2 separate regions of the Homo sapiens genome follow, and region 1 is linked to region 2. A link is an interaction called in ENCODE POLR2A ChIA-PET data of the cell type or tissue named here. Cell type or tissue: PC-9. All regions are shown on one strand. Each heading gives the region's core, and the rest is flanking DNA. Links, peaks and the distances in the headings are about the cores only. Region 1 overlaps SVIL (supervillin). Region 2 has its middle 170 kb from the start of SVIL.

What was found. ChIA-PET counts read pairs that join two places held together with the same protein. Peaks named below come from ENCODE experiments on the same cell type or tissue, not always from the same donor. Only the 100,000 strongest peaks of a DNase experiment are listed, where the experiment ranks them.
Region 1: POLR2A ChIA-PET joins it to region 2 with 5 read pairs; 2 of 35 experiments call an interaction of 5 or more read pairs at or near these places.

Annotation. Positions count from the first base shown.
Region 1 is chr10:29,531,315-29,535,707 of GRCh38, reverse strand. SVIL (supervillin) reads left to right here. Exons shown (of 38, transcript NM_021738.3): 8 at 2,250-3,179; 9 at 3,536-3,706. Among named protein-coding and RNA genes, the nearest start is that of MIR604, 12 kb to the left of the region's middle. In PC-9, for the core only: no CTCF peak of the experiment used is centred there; no DNase peak of the experiment used is centred there; H3K27ac peaks cover 82 bases.
Region 2 is chr10:29,802,440-29,806,832 of GRCh38, reverse strand. No RefSeq gene overlaps it. Among named protein-coding and RNA genes, the nearest start is that of SVIL, 170 kb to the right of the region's middle. In PC-9, for the core only: no CTCF peak of the experiment used is centred there; DNase peaks (open chromatin) are centred at 2,432 and 3,002; H3K4me3 peaks cover 938 bases; H3K27ac peaks cover 4,000 bases.

The DNA of each region.
Region 1 (4,393 bases), core at 251-4,250, 270 kb after region 2:
TAGGACTGGCCAGTGAGGGGCAGTAGTGAGCACCCAGCCAGGCCCTGGGCTCCTTTCCATAGCTGGACTCGCTAGCCGGCGTCCCATCTGCTCAGCTTCCCACTGCTCCCAGCCCTTCCAGCCTCCTTGCTTTCATATCTCCTCATCTCTAAACCAGTAGTTAATTTTCAACAGTTAAATTTAGGGCATGTGGTTTTAAAAGCAAACAAAACCCCCTATCATTTCATTTTTAAGACTGGGGGCAGGGAGAGGCGGAAGGAGTCAGAATGAGTAAGTCATGGAAGGACAAAGCTCCACACACAGAGTTTCTGACAGTCACTTTGTTCTTGGCTGAGGACAACATTCAGATTGTCTCTGATCAGGAGCACGCATTCCACAGGAGAACTGGAACCGCGCTTCAGTCTCCTTTTGATTAACAAACGTTTTAAGTATGAAAACCTCCAACACTGGCTCATCTCTGGGAAAAATAACAACTAAGAATGTTTTCTTTCCCTGAGTTGTTCATAGTTACCACCTCTATGTGCGTCTGTGTGGATTGTCCTTTAATGACACATATATAGATACACTGCCTCGTACGTTAAAAAAAATATATAGGAGTTTTTATCAAATTTAGCAGGGTGCACTTGTCATTAAATAAACTATTCTTTTCCATACAGTGCACATCATAAATAATTACTTTTGCCAATTAAGCTTAAGTAAACAGTCTAAATTCCTCTCCCCGCAAGAAATCCCTTTTCCCACTCCAAAAGCCCTCTTTGCTTTTTAAAGCTGAGCCCTAATCAGTTTTCCATTCTCAAGTAGTTGGAATTGTGTCTCCTTTCCCACTACATGGTACTTCAAAAACCAAAAATAAGAACTAGATAACACTATTAAACATTTACTCTTTGCTAAGCACTAAGCCACGTGCTTTGCAAATATCACATTACATTATGTCACTATTATTTCCATTTAAAAGGTAAAGCAACTGAGGCTTACTAAGGGCAGGTGAGTTGCCCAACACTACACAGCTCAACCTGACTGAGCCAGGATCTGAGCAGAGGTCTCTTCCAACCCCACAGCCAGAGCTCTTGGTTTCTTTGTTTTGCAGTAATGGAAAAAGGTCTGTAGCTTTTGAAAAGGATGTCAGTTTTGCTCTCAGATATTTGAATAACTTTAGAAACAACTGGAGCAATCTCTCTTTATTTTTATTTTATTTTTGTTTTTTAGGGACAGAGCCTCTCTCTGTTGCCTATGCTGGAGTGTAGCTGTACAATCATAGCTCACTGCAGCCTCAAACTCCTGGATTCAAGTGGGCCTCCTGCCTCAGCCTCCTAAGTAGCTGGGACTACAGGCACACGCCACTGCACCTAGATATTGTTTTTTACTTTTGTAGAGACAAGATCTCACTATGTTGCCCAAACTGGTCTCAAACTCCTGGCCTCAAATGATCCTCCTGCCCAGGCCTCCCAAAAGGTTGTGATCACAGGCATGAGCCCCAGGGCCCGGCCTCTCTTTTGGGATTCATTTTTAACTAAGAGCATAACAGCAGGACAGGGGGATGGTGGTGGGAAATGTTCACTTCATTAGTTCTGTCAGCAACTATCTTTTCTCTAACATTCTTTTGGTGCTAGAATTATTCATAATGATGCCCAGACTGGCCACATGCCTTCTGAATGAATGAATATACTCTGCATTGCATGAAAAAGCTTGTGAATGTCTAGTTGAGTGCTTTAAAAGAGAGGTGATTGTTGTATCTTGAACTAAATAAAAAGCATAAATAATCGTGAGTGCTCTTACATTTTCAGACGACAATGAAATTACAGCGTTTGGTCAATAGGTGTCTGTATGCCAGGAACCTTCCCCCACAGTCCGTGTTCTGGGCGTGTACATGAGGAAAGCTTACTGATTCAAGGGACCAGGCTCATTATGCCCTAATGCATGCTGGTGGTGGATATTAACGCATTTTTCTGTGGCTTCTGGGTATTTATTTAGTCAGAAGGGACCCATTCTCCCCCAGGATAGCATCTGACCCCTGCCAGCTTTTACAGGGGTAGAGTTAGTTTTGCACCTCCTGGGCATACATATGCAAATTGGAAACTCAACTCAGGATCATCTGACAAGTAGTTGACATTAGACACCAAAATGCTTTTTCACAAGTTATTCTCTCTCAGGTCAGTTTCCATTCACTGGTAATCTGTGATCTACGCATGCTTTCCTCCTGTGAGGCCGTTACTGCACTTTGCAACTTAAATCCTTTTTCTTTCTTAAAGAGTTAAAGTTAGAGAAAAATTGGTGAAAGAGGAAAGTGCTCGAAACAGCCCTGAACTCGCCTCAGAGTCCGTAACTCAGAGGAGACACCAGCCAGCGCCAGTCCATTACGTGTCATTTCAGTCTGAGCACTCAGCCTTTGATAGGGTCCCCAGCAAGGCAGCAGGCTCTACACGACAGCCAATCCGTGGCTATGTCCAACCCGCAGATACCGGTCACACCGCCAAGCTAGTGACGCCAGAAACCCCAGAAAATGCATCTGAGTGTAGCTGGGTAGCATCAGCCACCCAGAATGTCCCCAAACCTCCCAGCTTGACGGTTCTAGAAGGTGACGGAAGGGATAGCCCAGTTCTCCATGTCTGCGAGTCAAAAGCAGAAGAAGAAGAAGGGGAAGGAGAAGGAGAAGAAAAAGAAGAAGATGTGTGCTTCACTGAAGCTCTCGAGCAAAGCAAGAAAACCCTACTGGCTTTGGAGGGTGATGGGCTAGTGAGAAGCCCAGAAGATCCCTCTAGAAATGAGGACTTTGGTAAGCCTGCTGTGAGCACAGTCACCTTAGAGCATCAGAAGGAACTGGAAAACGTGGCACAACCCCCTCAAGCTCCGCACCAGCCCACTGAGAGGACAGGCAGGAGCGAGATGGTTCTCTACATTCAAAGTGAGCCTGTGTCCCAAGACGCCAAACCAACTGGTCACAACAGGGAAGCCTCGAAAAAGCGCAAGGTCCGTACCCGCTCTCTGTCAGATTTCACAGGCCCCCCTCAGCTCCAGGCCTTGAAGTATAAGGACCCAGCTTCCAGGAGAGAGCTGGAGCTGCCCAGCTCCAAGACCGAAGGGCCTTATGGGGAGATCAGCATGCTGGACACAAAAGTCTCTGTCGCCCAGCTCCGAAGTGCGTTCCTGGCATCTGCCAACGCCTGCAGGAGACCTGAACTGTAGGTGATGCTTCACACGCCCTCCAGCTGTGTCACTTGCACGTCCCTGGCAGAATGATTCACTCCTCGACCTGTGTTGTGTTCTGCATTGAATCATATTAGCTTAGCTCACAAGTGCGTGCAGGGCGACTATGCGGAAAATGGCTCAAAAACTACCACTCTGCTTCTGCCTACTAATGGGGAACTAGTGGATTGGGTGTCTGGAATGTCTCCTTCCTTACGTGCATGGTAGAGGCATGAAGAGGGGTTTGGTGGTGTCTGTCCCTTGACTCACGGAGATGCATAATCCTTTGCCATCTTCTCTTTCTCTGTCTTCGTTTGCCTTCCTTATACTCTCTGCCCTTTGATTCTCAAAGCAAATCACGGGTGGAGAGGTCGGCTGAAGGACCTGGCTTGCCCACCGGTGTGGAACGGGAGAGAGGGTCCCGGAAACCAAGACGCTATTTTTCTCCTGGTGAAAGTAGAAAAACTTCCGAGAGATTTAGAACCCAACCTATAACTTCAGCAGAACGAAAGGAATCGGATAGGTAGGCATGCGTATGCGCAGTTTCCTCATCCAGGAACGTGGCAATGACACAGGAGTTTTACCACACTGACGGTCTTGACGCTATTTATATAGGATGTTGGCGATTCCATAATTGTTCCATCTAACCTATAAGCGTTATTTATTTGGCTTATTTAAAAGTCTTTTTAAAGAATATTAGCCTTTACAGCGGTATTATGATACATACACAATTTTACATTGCATTCAGATGATAAGAAGTAAGAAACATTATTTTTCTTTATTTAATGGTTTTAATGTTTTTTACCCCTTGTTAAATTAGACTCCAGATTGCATATTCACCAGATTTTACAGTGAAAATAACTGAGGAATTTTATATTCATTTTATAAATGTCCATCTACTTGTTGTATTTGAGTTTTATACTGAAGTGTCATATACTATTGCATAGAAATGGTAAGATTTGTCTGGAAAATTGTCATCAGTGGTGTTTAACAAGTTGTTCTTGTGCCTGGTCTCTCTCCACGGGGTGTGTACTTGGCTGGGATTGTGTGCACACACGCTCCACAGTGTTGCTTCACAACTGTATGTGTGTTTTCACAACTAGAATTGCTACCAGGAGGTTATTTCTTAAAAGAATTTAATTGCATTTTTATTTTTACTTTCAGTATGATGTTTTATTTCGATCTTCTGCTCCCACCTGCTAATGTATTA
Region 2 (4,393 bases), core at 258-4,257:
AAGATCACACAGCTGGTGTGAGGCAGAGCTAGGACCAGAACCCAGGTAGTTGGATTCTGGTGAACAGCGTTAACTATTAAGCTAGGCTATCTTTGTACTGCAGGAGTGACCCACCTCTGACATTTCAGGAGTTCTATTCCCACTTAAATTGGTTTACTAAACGTTGCTTAAAAATAACCTTTGTTTCAGAGGGCAATTCAATAAAACAGGAATTTCAAGGCTGAGTCTGTGAGGTTTACAAATTAGTGTGTTGATTCAGAGTATGGGTCATTGTTTCTCTGTAGCATTAGTAACAATATTGATGTTTTAGAGTTTTTTCTCCAGAACCAAAAACCCTTCACAAATTGCTCTGTTTATTAGAGCAAAATTTGCCTTCTGAATCACTTCTAATTGGCTAAACAATTACATAGAACCATCTGAGAGCTTCCCAGAATGTTTCTGTTTGAGGCTGAACCCATGAGCAGCTCTCTTCCAATGAAGTTGGCTCCGTGGGGAAGGAACTGGCCTTGTCTCAACCCCCAGACTCAGGGGATCCTTCCTTCTTGCTCCCATTCTTGTAGCCACAGCTCCTGAGTGCAGTGCGGGTCAGGCCCTCTTCAAGGGATTCGTGTGAGTTCATCCTGGCAGGAGCCCTCTGAGGTTGGTACTATCAATCCTAATTTCTCAGATGGGGAAACTGAGGCATGGAACAATTAAGGAACTTTCCCACAGCTGCAGACCTCATGGGCAGCAAGGCCAGGGGTTGACCGAGTGGTCTGGCCTGGGATCTAGGGCTCCCCACCCTGCCTCACCCCTGTCCCCTGCCCCTGTTTCCAGGGACCTGCTGGAGGTCTCCTGGGATAAGGTGACATTGCCTCTCTCTTCCACGGCCCCCAATCATCTTCCTTCTTGTGTTTCGCACGGACCTTCCTCCCCTGAGGCTGAATATGGGATTCCTGTGAGATTTTCTCAGCATGAGGGCCTCGGAGAAGATATGGACCACAAAAAGTGTGGACAGTAAACTGATGTCCCTGCAGAATGCACCCAGCAAGCTTCTTCCCTTCCTAGACCTTTCAGAGAGTCCCAAAATGTTTCTTTTGGCATTATGCTTAATTTGGGGTCAAAATTGAGAGACACTAGGGTAAAAGCGGCTTTCTCTGATTATCATGGTTAGGCAATGCCTATGGCATTGACAGTAGGGTGATTTTTTTATCCTGCCCCTCAAATCTTGGCATGCTGTAGAACTCTGATGAAATTTAATATCAAGGGAAGCCTTGAAGCAGAAAACTAGGTTATTAAAGGGCAGCCTTGGGGTGGTGTGGCAGACACTGTGACATGCCTTCTATATCTCCCTTCATGGACAGACTTGTTGCCCCCACCACTGGGCATGCTGGTGGCTGGGTGTCAGCTGTCAGCTGCCCCAACTCAGGACTCATCTTAGCTGAAGAGCGGCTTTACCCTAAACCACAGAGGGATACAGGCCTGACCAGCTTGGTCCAACACTGGAGAACATTCTAGCTCCAGGGCTCCCCACAGGGCTGCCCAAGGCCATCATCAGATTTCATCACAGTTTGACTTCTCCCTCGCACTCTCCTGCCTTCTGTCTCCCTGCCACGGGAGTTGATCTCAAGCACACGCCTCAGACACATGCTACACACTAAACTCTGCTTCAGAGGCCACCACTCCAAGGGCATGAAGCATTGGGACAGCCCCAGTGGTGACAGGCAGTGTATTAGTCCGTTTTCACGCTGTTGATAAAGACATATCTGAGAGTGGGTAATTTATAAAGAAAAAGAGGTTTAATTGACTCACAGTCCCACATGGCTGGGGAGGCCTCACAATCATGGCAGAAGGTGAAAGGCACATCTTACATGGTGGCAGACAAGGGAGAAAATGAGACCCAAGCAAAAGGGGAAACCTCTTATAAAAATCAGATCTCAAGAGACTTACTCACTACCACAAGAACAGTATGGGGGAAACTGCCCCCATATTCAATTATCTCCCACTGGGTCCCTCCCACAACACTTGGGAATTATGGAAGTTACAATTCAAGGTGAGATTTGGGTGAGGACGCAGCCAAACCTTATCAGGCAGGATGTGTGAAGTAGGTAGCAGCCAGCGCTACCACAGGTGGGTGGGTGTGTGGGTTTTTCTCTCTGCAGGGATGCTCTGCTGAGAGGGAGGATGGGGACCTAAATCCAGCCTGTTCTCCACTAACCACATGCTGAGCCCTGTGTGGGGGCTGCACCTGCCAGGAGAAAGCACGCCTTTTGCAATTGCACCACAATACTGTACAAACTCTCACAGTCCTGGCAGCAGCCCTCCTGTCTTTGCTTTGGAGAAATAGTGAGAAGCTTAAGAGAAGTGAATTTTCTCAGATTCCCTGTGGCCTTTCTGGTTCCAGCCCCTGCAGCATGCAGCACAGGGAAGTGCAGCTGTAGCCTAGTTGTTTTTGCTTCACTGGATACCCTGGGCCCCAGGGCAAAGAGCCAACATATTATGCCCTCTGAGTCACAGAATCAAAACAGGATTCTCTGTTTCCAGAACTTAGTCATGGTGGCACTGAGGACATTTAAGGAAGACAAACATTAAGCGTCACATTGTATATCCTCAAAAGCTCTCTGCTTCTTGCATTTTTATTTGACTCCAGAGTATTTCCTCACTTTTCTGTACCCAACTGTACCCTCTGGCACCAACCAGAGACTTTGAAACCCTCAGTTTCAGCCATCATCAGTGAGGACAGAGGACGTCTGAAACCCAGACCATTTCCTGAGCTGCAATCACAAAGTTCTTTATATAATTACATATGTGGCACTGACTTCAGTTTCTATCATTGAGAGCTTCTTCCATGAGACTCAAACCACTGGTCACAGGTAAGCAAAAAGAAATGCATTTCCTTTGCCAACAACAGCTGCCTATGCCCACCTAATAATCACTTCTAGTTGAAGATTACCTTCTGGTAACTCTCCAGACAGACCCCAGGAAGCAGTTGGTTGGAGAGGAACCCTTCAAGTTGAAACTGGGTTTCAGCGTGTCCAGATGACTCATGTAAATACACAAGCTCTGAGGCATCTCCCCGACCCCCAACAAAAATCTCCTCAATCACTCAGTTTGCTTTCCACTCATTTCCTGCCCCTTTCCCTTCCTCTACTTCCTCTTTTTCTACTTCTTTCGCCTTCTTTCCCCATTCTGACAGAGGAAGACTGATCAAAGCTTTGTTTGTTATTTATTTATACACAGTCGTGTTCTAGAAGGGCTTCTTGAAAGAGTGCATAAAACTCAACTAGGTTGTATAAGGGTAAAGTAGGTCAAAAGGAAAAGGACAAACACGTGCTATAAAAATGCATGGCCCAGGAATAAGACAAAGAATGACCAATACAAGCCAAGCCAAGCTCTGGTGCTCCATGTTTCTGTGAGCCAGAGGCACGTTACAGCTGTGGATGAGCACCTCTGTGATTGGTTTCCCTTCCTCTGCCGATCACGTCATCGTCCAATGCCATGGCTGTAAACACTGTTTGCACTGATGACTCTTATAGCCAAGACTGTACCCATTATTTAGAAATCTAATGACAGATGTTATTAAGGGCTGCAAGGCACCCTATGAAAAGGCTACACTTACCACATTCCCTTGCAACCGTGTAATTAAGTTCTGAACAATGACATGTCAGACAGCATGTAAAGAAGGCTCCTCACTCACACCTGTAAGCCCTGCACTTTGAGAGGCCAAGGCAGGCAAATCTCTTGAGCTCAGGAGTTCGAGACCAGCCTGGGCAACATAGCAAAACCTCATCTCTACAAAAAATACAAGAATTAGCCAGGTGTGGTGGTGTGCACCTGTAGTCTTGGCTACTTAGGGGGCTGAGGCAGCAGGATCACTTGAGCCCATGAGGTCAAGGCTGCAGTGAGCTGTGTTCACAACACTGCACTCCAGCCTGGGCAACAGAGGAAAACCCTGTCTTCAAAAAAAAAAAAGAAAAAAAAAGAAGGCTCTTCAAAGGGACCTGCAGCTGCAGCTTTGATCCTTGCCACAGTCTTCCTACTACCTGGGATGTGGAATTAATGATAAAAGCTCCATAGTCCCTACTTACTGGACCATGGGTAACCTTAAGGGTGGCAGACACATGCTGAGGATGATAAAGCTAAAAGACAAGTGCCTGCTTCCTTGCCAATACTGGACCCCCCCCCCCACCCCATATCAGCCCCTACTTGCCTAGCTCCAGATTTTCATTAAGTGGAAAAGAAGAAAAACCTGGGCTTATGTAAATCACTGATATTTAGGATTGTTTGTTATGTGTAGCCATCTGTATTAATCTGTTTTCACCCTGCTGATAAAGACATAACTGAGACTGGGAAGAAAAAGAGGTTTAATTGGACTTACAGTTCCACTTGGCTGGGGAGGCCTCAGAATCATGGT